Regions from separate parts of the Homo sapiens genome. Here region 2 is linked to region 1. The links are chromatin loops, found by intact Hi-C in ENCODE. Cell type or tissue: PC-9. All regions are shown on one strand. Links, peaks and the distances in the headings refer to the core of each region. The heading gives the core; the rest is flanking DNA.

Evidence for each region. Hi-C counts contacts between places; a loop is a spot of excess contacts. Peaks named below come from ENCODE experiments on the same cell type or tissue, not always from the same donor. Only the 100,000 strongest peaks of a DNase experiment are listed, where the experiment ranks them.
Region 2: a loop joins it to region 1, with 4 times the contacts of the local background. A loop is called at or near these places in 2 of 110 quality-filtered maps.

Annotation. Positions count from the first base shown.
Region 1 is chr20:14,982,810-14,989,602 of GRCh38, reverse strand. The region is part of intron 5 of MACROD2 (mono-ADP ribosylhydrolase 2); the gene reads right to left. Among named protein-coding and RNA genes, the nearest start is that of MACROD2-AS1, 57 kb to the right of the region's middle. In PC-9, for the core only: no CTCF peak of the experiment used is centred there; a DNase peak (open chromatin) is centred at 3,412; H3K27ac peaks cover 2,302 bases.
Region 2 is chr20:14,772,507-14,779,299 of GRCh38, reverse strand. All of the region lies in intron 5 of MACROD2 (mono-ADP ribosylhydrolase 2), which reads right to left. Among named protein-coding and RNA genes, the nearest start is that of MACROD2-AS1, 150 kb to the left of the region's middle. In PC-9, for the core only: no CTCF peak of the experiment used is centred there; a DNase peak (open chromatin) is centred at 3,329.

The DNA.
Region 1 (6,793 bases), core at 537-5,536:
TTCCAGGAATCTTCATGAATCTTCTACCCCTTGGTTACAGAATCCCATAAAGGTAGCAGTCCCAACCCCCTTGCACCTGACTCTCTCTTGAGTCTGCCTCCACTCCCTTTTCTTGAATCTGCCTGCACTGCCCTTTCTTGAATGCGTACTTTTTGCTTTGTAATAAATCTGTGTACTTCCACTATTTTCCAACTCATCCTTGAATTCATTCTCAGGACGGTGTCAAGAGCCTGGACAGCAGCTGAGGCCAAGGTTTCACTGGCATTTGGGGATCTTCCCTAGCCCACTGGTATCAAAATCATTAATCAGATCCAAATCAACACCAAAGGAAGTTTTCTTCACCCAGGATATTTCTCTATTTTTAAAACATTATCAGGAATATCCACTGATTATTCCATTATTCCATACCATCCCTTCATCCAGAAAAGTAATATATGAAATAATTGGGATTGTTTCCAAAAAAGCTAAAATTCTATATGTCGCTATATGGTAACATACTTTTTAAAAAAAACCATATAATTCAAACACACACATCTTGATACTGCTTTGTATTCACAGAATACTTTTTAATTAATTACTTACATAAACATTGTTTTTATTTTTATAAACATAATCTTACCTGTGTTTCTTCTTTTAATCTAAGTCTTTATTATTTATATACCCCATGTGAAAGTATATTTTTAGAATAAATAATTTAAATATTAAACAATAATTTTAAATGTCTGCAGAAATTCCGGACATTGATGTTACAAATAAATTTTTAAAAATAAAACTCATATGTAAATCCTTCTGTTTCATCAGCATCCCACCGTAGTAAATTATGCTTGAGAAGGAGCTTTATTAGATAGTTTTCAATCTAGTGTAGATATCAGATTTATGGCCTTTAAAACCAAGCTCTTGTACAAAGAATGGTCAGTGCGAATGCCAGATGTGGGTACTGATGAGTAACCTCTCAGATATAGCAAATAGGTAGTTTCAGTCTCCAATAAAACAAGTTATATCTTCAGAGGCAAACATATGAAGCATCAATGTCACTTAAAAACATAGATTCCTCCAGGAGTTTCTGAAGAAACCCTTCCTTCCTGTTTCTTGAAGACAATCTGTAAGAGAGTCAAATGCCTCTGCAAAATTTAAACCTCGCCTTGGGCAAGACTTTGGCCATGTTGCTACTGTTCCCCATAAACACAGGGCAAGGAGGGATGGACTTGATATTGATATTTATAAAGCCTTTTTTTTTTTTTTTTTTTGACAGAGTCTCATTCTCTGGCTGGAGTACAGTGGCACAATCTCTACTCACTGTAGCCTCTGCCTCCCAGGTAAAAGCAATTCTTCTGCCTCAACCTCCCGAGTAGTTGAAATTATAGGTGTACGCCACCTCGCCCTGCTAGTTTTTGTATTTTTTGTAGAGACGGGATTTCGCCATGTTGCCCAGGCTCATCTCGAACTCCTGACCTCAGGTGATCTGCCCGCCTCGACCTCCCAAAGTGCTGGGATTACAGGCATGAGCCACCGTGCCTGACCTGTATATAGCCTTACTCTTAGAAAGTATTCATTAAGATCTTCCACATTAACCAAAATCGTCCAATTTCCAAGCACAGAGGACACAGAAGCCACTTCCTGAAAACAGGCTGAGGAGAAAATTCTCTCCTAGATCCAGAGCTTCACTCTGAAGACTTCTTTCTCCTTGAATTCAGGCAAGCAATGAACTGATTTCTGAAACTTCTGTTCATGAGATTTCTTATATATATATATATCTTAAGTCCTGACATATGAATGAATCTTAATGAAAGCGTTCTGAAGACCTCTATAACATGGCATCCCAAGGAGAATCTAGCACATATCATTCATAGAATATATATTCAATACATATTGGACAAGCTGTTGAAACTAGAAAATTGCACAAAAACTATGAAATGTGTCTACAGAGTAAAGTAATTTTTTGTTCCTTTATAACATATTCCACAGCATCATCTCCTTTAGAAATAGTCATTTTAGAGCCTGGAATATATTCAACAGGATCTACTCCGCTCAGTGTACTTTCAAAAATCACTTCAGACCTTGTAACTTATTCTTAAAAGCCTCTGGATTTGTGACTTTAAAATACTGTACATTAAACACACACTTGATTTTTCTGAACAGTCTGGTAGAATTCTGAGCCAAGTCGAGTGAAAAAAGGTATGTGAACAAGTTGTTTAATAACAACGGCGGCAACAATCCCAGTAATAATAGTAACACATTTTGAATGCTTACTAGTTGCCTGGAATTGTGTTAACCGCTTTATCCATAATCCTCAGAGAGGCCCCATAAGGTAGATTTTACTATCATACCATTCCAGAAATAAGTAAGCTGTGGCTCTAGGAGGTTAAACAAATTGCCACAAATCAATTGTTAGATTTGTGACTCAAAAATACTTACTTTTAACAGCTAGAAATACTGCTACTACTAGGGGTTAAAAATGACATGGGACCATAAAAAGAAATGAAATTAACTTTTTTCCTATGGCATTTAAATAGGCCCTAAGACAATTCCAAAGCTCTTTGGAAAATGGTAGTTTCAGGGGAATGGAACATTTAACTGCCTGAGGTTAAGGATGCCACTCCTCATTTGTATGCAGGAGTTCTGGGCAAGTGTGTCAAACACTCAGTCCATTGCAATATATAGCTGTACCGCCTAGAGGACTTAGGGTCCCAAAATGAACTCCGTGCCAAATCGTACTTCACATATTTGCAGTCATACTTTTTTTGCCTTTGCCTTTGAACAAGGATTGATCCTATGTGGTCTCCTAAGATTCTGAGGAGGTGACGGGGAGAGAAGGCGAACCTGAAACATCCGGCAGAGACAATTTTGCCAGGGTGAGCCCTGATCACTCTCCTCCCCCATCGCCCACTACCTATTAAGGCAAATTATCTTTTAGCTGATTTATGTTTATGTTTTCAGGCTCACAGTAAGATTTTTTAACGTCTTTTTCTGCTTTCAAAAGTTTATCAGAGCTTTTTCATAAATACCTAAGGTGAGGAATCATTTGTGGAACAGATCTGCTTATTTACCTAAACTTTAGCCTTTTCTGCTAACAAGACTTAAAGAGTTCCAGCACTTAGGACGGTATCTAAGTGATTTGGCTAATATGTGATTTGAATGTTTTGGGAAGATAAAGTCTATAACTAAGAGATTGCCTAATAATGGATCTGCAGGAACTGAAGGTCATTTCCCACAAAAATGTGCAGCCACCGGGAACCTTAGGTGAGGCATATTACGCTCAACTGTGTCAGACACTTGGTTATTCATTAACTTTAATGGGGGTCATAAAGAAATGCCTGAGGAAACAGGAAATGCTCATTTTCAGATAACATTGCAGTCACTCCCTTATTTCTTCCTGAAATCAAAACCAAAAAAGAATTTTTGCTTAACCTTTATTTAAACAAGCAACCAGGAGAGAACAACCATTCAGACTGGGCCAGGTGCCATGTCTTCAATGGCCCAGGAATAACCCAACAGCTGTTTCTATGCCAACTATGATGTCTGTGTCCACTGAGGAACAACTTCCTTGTCAAGGTAAAATCCAAAGGTTATTTTCAATCTTCAGACTAAAATCAAAGGCCATGGGGTGTGACCACTCCCAAATATGTTGCACTACAACCTCTGAGTTTTTAATAATTGGTATTTCTGCAGGGCAAGGTGGCTCACACCTGTAATCCCAGCACTTTGGAAGGACCAGGTGAAAAGATTGTTTGAGGCCAGGAGTTTGAGACCATTCTGGCCAACCTAGTGAGACTTCCCTTCCTTCCCTGCCCCCGACCCTGGCCCCATATCTCTAAAAAATAAAAAATAAAAATAAGAATAATAAAAATAAATCATTGGCATTTCTTAGCTAAGAAAGAACTAAACTCATTTATCATCCTCAAAAAAAAAAAAAAAAAGAATAAGAGAATACAGCTAAGATTTCAAACTACCCTCATTAAGTCACCAATGTCTACTCCATTAGCTGGAAGCACTTGTTAATCCATCTTGCCAACAGCTGAGCCCTGACAAGTTTCCTTTGGAAGGTTAGCCTTTTATGAGTAGCCCTGATAAGGAGTCCACTGCTGTTGGGACCTAAAAGGCTTGTCAAGTGGATGCAGAGCTTCCTCTACACACCCCACTGCTTGAATCAAAGGGAGGCCAATGGACAGAAGAGACAAATGATCACTCCACTAGAAATAACAGAGTTGGTTATTAGTCAAAGTGAACTTCCTTCCTGTACACACCAGTAGTGAAAACATCTATAGGGAATTTGGAAGGGCATCATGGTGAAGAATGTAGTTCAAGAGGCAAAGTTCAGGACCAGTGTTTGCTTTGGCATCCTGGGGCAAAAACGTTACTGAATGAACTAAGTCAGGAGCTCAAAATGCAATTGAGTGAAGTGTCATAGGTTAGCTAATGCCAGACAAGTGGTGGCTGTCTTGGGAGTTTTGAAATTACATCAGTGTGAATTCCTAAGAAATCCCTCCTAGGTCTGGAATATGCTTGATTCCTTCCACCCCTTAGAAGAGTGCAGTGATGCATGACACTTCTCCAACTTTGTCTCAGAATGGCCGTGTGAAGTACGTAAGGTCACACTGTTTTCTCATTTAAAGGTGACTTGCTAACTCCCAGAGACAAGGGAAGGACAGCAGAACCTTGAACTGCACTTCTTTGTCACTTTTATCTGGCTTTGTTATAGACACAATCTGATAAAACCAAAAGCCTGAGAGGTGGAGTGGAGCAGGGTGAGCAGAGTACAAACCCAGCATGAGATGTTCCTCTACTCTATTTGTTCCTCAGACGAGATGCCCCCAACCCTCTCCCCAACACAGTCCCCACAGATCTCTGACTTCAGTGCTTCATTCTTATTTTCTTGATGTGTTATTCTCAAATTACAGCTATGTTTCCCCAATCCACAATTCCTCTTCCCTAGTTTTTTACTTTCCTTCAAATCCATCAGACCTGTGCTAATTACTTACTACTATTTATTAGATGCCATTGACAACTTGCCCACCCCTGTTCGTCTAGCAGTTTCTTTAATCTAGATGTAATGTAAACTGTTATTTTTCTCATTAAACTAAAGTAGCAGCTGATTACAAGTTACCAATAAAAGGAAAGGAAAAAAGAGCAAGGGGAGCATCCGCCCACAGAGGTAACTGACTAAGCACATCCTGACTATTCCGGATATTCTTGCTTTGGTGAAATCTGCATTTTAGTAAACAAACAGAAAAAAAATTAACCAACCAACAAACAAACAAAAACCTATTGCCTTTTGTCACTAATCCTGCTACTACTAGTTCTCCGCCCAAGAACATCCCAGGGGCCATCTTAAAAACCTCATTGTACTCTCCTACCTACAAACTCCAGAATTATAACCAATATGAAATTAGATTAAATTAATCTTTAAGGCAGCTCTAAAGCTGAAAGGAGTAAAATCAAAATCATGTGCTGGAGGGAGAAAAAAGCAAACCAATCACAGCTTATCAGAGGAGTGGGCTATTGTACTTAAGTAGGTATTCAGAGTTTCCAGCCCTTTGAAGCAGCAGCCAACTTCTACCCTGGTTCTAACCTTAATAGCAGGAGGGAGTCCCCCTGAACCAAGTCTAGGCTATGAGCTTCACCTTAGCAATCAGATTGGCTTCTGCACGTCAAAGGTACTAGTCTATTCCAATGACTGACATGAATTCTACATTTCAAAAGTCATATTTCCCGAACAAAGGCTTCATTACTACTGACAGACTACCATTCATATTACCAGTATCATTACTACTTACCATTATTGGAGGACCTTTATTTATTTAAAACACACAAGTGTAGGCATGCACACACACACATATTAGCATGCTGTATTAGTCCACTTTAACACTTGATAAAGACATACCCGAGACTGGGCAATTTACAAAAGAAAGGGGTTTATTGAACTTACAGTTCCATGTTGGTGGGGAGGCCTCACAATCATGGTGGAAGGTGAAAGGCACATCTCACACGGTGACAGACAAGAGAAGAGAGCTTGTGCAGGGAAACTCCCATTTTTAAAGCCATCAGATCTCCTAAGACTTATTCCCTATCACGAGAACAGCATAGGAAAGACCCGCCCCCATGATTCAATTACCTCCCACCAGGTCCCTCCCACAACATATGGAAATTTAAGATGAGATTTGGGTGGGGACACAGAGACAAACCATATCACTCTGCCCCTGGCCCTTCCCAATTCTCATGTCCTCACATTTCAAAACCAATCATGCCTTCCCTACACTCCCCCAAAGTCTTAACTCATTTCCGCATTAACCCAAAAGTCCACAGTCCAAAGTCTCAACTGAGACAAGGCAAGTCCCTTCTGCCTATGAGCCTGTAAAATCAAAAGCAAGTTAGTTATTTCCTAGATACAATGGGGGTACAGGCATTAGGTAAATATGGCTGATCCAAATGGGAGAAATTGGCCAAAACAAAGGGGTTACAGGGCCCATGCAAGTCTGAAATCCAGCAGGGCAGTCAAATCTTAAAACTCCAAAATGATCTCCTTTGACTCCATATGTCACATCCAGGTAACACTGATGCTAGAGGTGGGTTCCCATAGTCTGGGGTAGCTCCACCCCTGTGGCTTTGCAGGGTACAGCCTCCCTCCCGGCTGCCTTCACAGGCTGGCATTGAGTGTCTGCAGATTTTCCAGGCACATGGTACAAGCTGTCAGTGGATCTACCATTCTGGGGTCTGGAGGATAGTGATCCTCTTCTCACAGCTCCACTAGGCAGTACTCCAGTAGGGACTCTGTGTGGGGGCTCCCACCCCACAC
Region 2 (6,793 bases), core at 1,157-6,156, 210 kb after region 1:
TTTTTACACAGAGTGAAAGCGTGACTAGTATTGAGAATGGCAAATTAGACGACCACAATTCTGATTGACGAAGGGAAATAATTTGCTGTGGACGTGCTGTGAGCAGCAAATTGCTGTATGTACACTCTGAGCTTGGAATGAAGACATCTAATGATGCCTTTTGGTGGAAGAAATCTGACCATTTTTTTCTCCCACCCCAAATCTGGCCCAATTTAATGCTGACTCACACATTTTTGGTTGATGCTACAATGAAGTTTGTTAAACCAGCTAGCTTCATTTTGCTTAATTTTACTCATCTGTGAGATTACAATAACTTTTTTAAAAAAGCAAAGAGGACTGTACCATGCATTGAGAGATTTTTATTCTAGCTCTTACTCCTCCCTAACTTGGCATTCTTGGATTTGACTTTTGGAGCTTCCCTCATTAAATGAGGTGTTTGGAATGCTTGATCATGAAAGTACTGTCCAACTCTATCAGTCAAGTACTGATTCCAGATGTCACAAGGAATCTAACCACTTTCCTCACCTGGGCCTACCAGCTCATCTCTACCTTAAGCTCAAGCTTCACAGTAAAGCTCTTCAAGTGGGAGAGCCAGAGGAGCACATCCCAAATCACTTTAACTGCATCTTGAGAAGCAATATAATTTGATGGCTCCGATGTGATTCCAACAAGGCAAAGGAAACTTGTCTGCACTAAGATTACGCCCCCAAACTACCATAAATTCCACACATTGCCCCGCTGGCTGAGAGCCTTCTGAATTCATTTTGGATCTAGACCGGGTCTTAGTGAAGAGCTGTGGACAACTTGAGGATTCATTTTTCAGATAAGGCCACTGGATGGGAGGGGAAAAGGTTAGAAAATTACAACATAAGGGAACAGAGATGAATACAGACATGAGGTGAGGGGACAACAAAGGCACGGAGTTGTCTAAGCTCAGCTTGCCTTCCTGAGATAGCAGAAGGTGAAAGAGCCAAATGGCATTCAGCTGCTCCTACCGGACAGGGCGCAATGACAGAGATGTAAAGAGCGTTTGTGTCGTCCATCAGATAATGTTTTATAGTTTGCCTGCTGTTTACTGCCAAATCATACTACTTCCCTATTACTTCTCTCTCGCAACATGAAGCAGTGAGGAATCAGCTCAACCTCAATTTGAAAATGGCTCTGTCATTCACAAACTTTTGGAACTTGGGACAAGTGACTTAGCATCTCTGGGACCAATCTGTGGGAAACATGTTGGTGAAAACACACAACTGGCCTGGCTTGAGGATAAAATGGGAATGCAGCGTGTCAGGCCTCAAGCTCAGTCGATGCTCAACCCATTATTGAAAGTTTTACTTCTTCCTGCTGGTTTGTGGTTTTAGCGTGACTTTCCCTAAAATAAAGAGATTTGTGAATGGTTTGAATTAACACAAGATCTCATATTTATTACCCATTTTTCTCCTCATTGCTAAAATTGAAGGCCACCTGATAAGTTGAAACTGCTGTTGGTATGGGAGGATGTCAGCGTGGAAACTCACACATTCCTTACACTAGCTGTCAGACACTTCTACAATTTCAAACAAGTTTTTCTTAGCCTTTTATGTTTAAACAGCATATTACTAAATTTCATGCCTGGGTCCACTAGTTACCTAATCATTAGTTGTTTCTTTTTTGTTCTCTGGCGCCACTCTAGCCCATATTTGTGTTATCTAATATGCTTCTTCTTACTTGTGTGGTCTATATGAATCGGGCTGCTTTCAAACTCATTTCAGTTTCCAAGCAAACATTAGAAAAATAAATCCACAGCTGTTAAGGACTGCCACCAAAATATATGAAGCCATAAAACAGCAGCAGAGGTACATGGTTCTGATAGCTTTCCAGCCTCTAACACATACACATATCATAGGGCACGTCCTGCTCTCAGCCATCTTGGTGGGATCTAATGTCCACAAGAACCAGCCCTTAGTAGAGCTGCATTTTTCTCAGGTGGATGCTTTAAAAATAACCGTGATGCAGGAAGAATGATTCCTAACACACAATAATCATTGAAAACAACCCAGTACACAGCTGGTGGAAATGTAAAATGATACCCTTGCTTTCGAAAAGATGCTAAACATATGCATACTATGACCTAGCAGTCCCAAACCTAGGCATGCAAGAATGCTTCCATTTGTACACTAAAGACATGTGCAAGAATATTTATAGAATCTCTATTCATAATATCCCCAAACTGGAAGCTAATCAAATGCCCGTCAATAGGAAAATGGATAAATTGTGGTATAGTCACACAATAGAATATTACATAGCAATAAAAAAGAACAAAGCATGACTACATGCAAAACATGAATGAATCTATGAATCTCACAACCATTATCTTGACTAAAAGAAGTGAGGTGTAAACATATACAGAGTATATGGCTCTATTTATTTAAATTTGGAAAATAGGCAAAACTTATCTATTAGCCCAAGGTACACTTCATTGCGGGAGGATAGTGACTGGAGAAAGTGTTCTGTTTCTCAACTGGGTACTGGCTACAAAAACATCCAGCTGGTAAAATTTCATCAAGCAGTATAACTGATACTTGCACATTCCAATATGTATATTATGCTCAACAGAAAGCTTTTAAAATAGTGAAATATTATGAAAATATATTGTCATCTTCAAAAAGATCTTGGAAAAAGCAAGGAACAATATCCAGATGATAGGGAGGCATCTAATGGGTTCATCATGTCATTAGATCACAGACTTGAGCGACAAATCTGACCCGTATGTTTGAGGACCACTGCACCAATGTCTCTGCCATATGTGGCTAGAAAGGGCATTATTGTGATTATGACTGTGATTATGATATAATTATTGTCATTATTGTGTATCAGGCACTGTATTGAGGTTCCTTTCATCAACCTTATCTCATTCAACCTCACCAACAGCCTTGGAAGAGAACAATATAACTTTCATTTTGCAAGGGTGGAAACTGAAGTTTCAACATATTAAACTACTCATGTCAAGTTGTTAGGAGACCCAAGATATGGATGATCATTTTTACTGGTTATCTGAGGTTCCCTTGAGTCCAGACTTTGGACTACGAAACCCCAAACCCACTCTTTGGCTCCAGAAAATCCCTCCCTATGCTGTATGAGAGGGCGATGGTTTGCTCCTACTATGTTCATTTTTCCTGTATGGGTTCAGGTTTGTTCAGTCTGCATTCTTCAGTCTCTGAAATCCTGACTGATGAGCAGTCATGGCAATATCTGGTTCTTCTCTTTCCCACGCACATTTGGTTCAGTTCTACTGAGCCTAGCATCAAAGCAGCCAGATTGGCTGGACTCCAGGGACTTGTTGTGACTAAGATTTGCCTGCTGGAATTATCAGTGTGATCACAGAAGTAACCCAATCTTCTGTTTGCTCTTTGAATTGTCAAAGGTTGATATGAGGACAGATCTTTTTTTTTCACAGTTCCCAGAGAGGCTCAAAATTTGCTCTTTTCTTTATGGGTCCATATAAAATTTTTTATAATCAACATTGGCAAAAATTGCTAGAGGGTTTTTTCTAGTGGCAAGGAAGAATATGGTTTCTATGTACTTACATGAATGGTCTCTAGAGACAGGCAGACCTAGGTTCATATCCCAGCTAAACCACTGATGTAGTTTGGATGTTTGTCCCCTCCAAATCGCATGTTGAAATGTGACCCCCAGTGTTGATGGTGTGACCTGGTGGGAGGTGTTAGAGACATGGGGGTGAATCCCTCATGAATAGCTTGATGTCCTCCCCTCAGTAATGAGTGAGTTCTTGCTGTGCTAGTTCACGTGGGAATTGGTTGTTAAAAAAGAATATGGTACTCCCTCTCTTTCTCTTGCTTCCTCTCTCATCATGTCAAATACCTGCTCTCCTTCCCCATCTGCCATGATTGTAAGCTTCTACAAGCCCTCACCAGAAACAGATGCCACCACTATGCTTCTTATACAGTCTACAGAACCATGAGCCAAAATAAACCTGTTTTTAAAATAAATTACCCCGCCTCAGGTATTCCTTTACAGCAAGACAAATGGACTAATACAGCCACTTGCTAAGCCCACCGCGTTAGCTAATAAATGTGTACAATACCTTCATTCAAGAATTGTCATAAGGAAAAATGAGATCATGCAGAAAGCACTTAATTCAATCTCTGCCATTGGGTATGTTCTTTTCATAAGTGGTAAACATATACACACAAACACAAATATAAACAATTTATTTAGCATGCTTTATCATAAAACCATGCATGAGATACACTCAGGCACACACATAGACTCTTACAGAATCAAATGTTTGTGATTTCTTAGCCTTCTAGTAGCTACAGCAACAAATTTTGCTTTTGAGACAGTTTGGTAATTGTGGTAGTTTTCTAAAACAGCTGAGAATTACAGAAAAGAATAACTGTGAAAGGCAATATGATAAATAATAAATAAAGCAGCAAAATTGGTTTTAAAGGAATCTGAGTGTCTAAATTCTATGAATTCAAAAAGTATGAAAACTGTGTAGTATTATATATTTCTAGGCCACTTATTCTAATGACAACTTTTATCATATGTGTAGCCTGATTTACATAGTATCTTACTCATTTATAGAACATTTTGACACTTTGAGGTTAATAAACTCTTAAGTATTAACAGTCTATAAGTCTAGATGTAATAATAGCCTTTTAATCCATTGTCTTCCCTTCTCTTTAAAGACCACAAGAGTTGAGCAGTCTTCCTTTATATTTTATGTGTCCTCTCAAATAACTGAGAAGGAGACATTCAGATAGAAATTATCCACAGCCAAAGCTCTGCTGGGGAAGCTAATTCACATCAGAATTCAAGAAGACTCTGTTCCCTTACTCACTGGTGTTTAATGATTTTACTTCCTCATTACAGTTCTCTTACCCCAATATAGAGAAAATAATTAGACCTTGAATATGGCAATTAAAAAGCAGATATCCTGAGCTCTGACACTTCTAGCAGACTGTTAGGGAGTATTGTCACCTGTTGGCAAATTTCTAAAAGGTTATAAAGTACTGTTGAGAAAAAAATCATTTATTGACAAGTATGACCTAAGAGTTTTAATGTTCTAAGTTTATGTTCCTAAAAAGCATATACATATAAGAGCTGACACTCTTTAATGCTGCCGTTTTTCTTTCAAACCTTGCAGTAATACTCTACTTCCAAGGTCTTTAAAGGCTATTCCTCTATGATAATATCAAATGATAACAAACAGAACTGTAACTTTGGGATAAAAACACCAGTAATCAAGTAAATGTATATTATAAAGATAAGACATACAATCTGTAAAACTATTATATATTAGACCCAATGAGATTTGTTTGAAAAAGAATCTAAATATGCTTTCCTATCAGGTGGTAGTTCTCACTGACTCATAGTTTTAAAAAAGACATTAAGATGTTTGACACCAAAAAGTAAGTATAGCTACATCACATAAGGACACTTCAATCTGTGTGCACATTAATATGGGTGAGAATGATTTTCTGTTCTTTAAGCCATTCAGTTTGTGGTACTTTATTATGGCAGCCCTAGCAAATTAAAACAGGCACCATACTTGATGTCAGACTTACTGTACAATGAAGTCAACTATATATTAGATGTGAGTTAAGCCCTTTGGTGAGTCACTCTATCACTTGAGGCATATTGTGATGAAAGAGGCAAATGTGACATATATACACATCCTATTTTCTATATCCATTTATATATGTATACATAATAGAATATTATTTGGCCATAATAAAGAAAATCCTCCCATTTGTGATAACATGACAACATGAAAGAACCTGCAGGACATTATGCTAAGTGAAAGAAATTAGACAGAGAAAGACAAATATATGATTTCATTTATATGTGAAGTCTAAAAACTCAAACTCAAGTAAGCAGAGAGTGAAAAGGTGGTTACCAGGGGCTGGGAAATAGGGGAAATGAGATGTTGGTCAAAGGGTTCAAAAAGAAAAAGAAACTGCTTGATAGTAAATGTTTGTTGCTTCTTACCACTAGATTTTGGGAGAATTTATTGCATAGAAATATCTAGTAATACATCTATCAGATATTCAGTTTTCATTTTCTTTTAAGGGAAACCTGATTTATTATTCAGTTGGCAATTTTAGTGGCAAAAATATACTGCTCAGTCTTTTGTGCAGCTAGAATTGGCCCTGCAGCATGGGTGAGGCAGTGAGCTCATATAGAAATTTGCAGGGGATTTCTAGCGCCATTTTTCTGTCCTGATAAATGTGATTTCTTTCATCCTACCTTGAATGTGGGTGTGATGGCTGAAGCTGAAACAACCACTTCACCACTAGATGGAAAAGTCAGGAGAATCATACTGACCTCGACCCTGATGTCTTGGAGTTGCTAAAGTAATACCAGAAATTGCCTACCTTTGGACTTGTTATATGAAGAAAGAGAAAAAATTGTTTAAGCCACTTTTTAGTCAGTTTTTCTTTTACCAGAAACTGGAATACAATCTTTTCTGGAATAACTACTTTTCTCTTTTATGTCACTGGGGGAAATCTGGCATTGCTTCTCTTTTTATTCTTGAAAAATAGCACTGACTCACTGTCATTAAAAGTATTGTCAATTTATGTTTAAAAATCTTTAGCAACACCTTTTGTGTACTGCTATGGTTTGGCTCTGTGTCCCCACCGAAATCTCATCTTGTAGCTCCCATAATTCCCACGTGTTATGGGAGGGACTCAGTGGAAGATGACTGAATCACGGGGGCAGGTCTTTCCCATGCTTTTCTCATGATAGTGAGTGAGTCTCAGGAGATCTGATGGTTTTAAAAACGGGA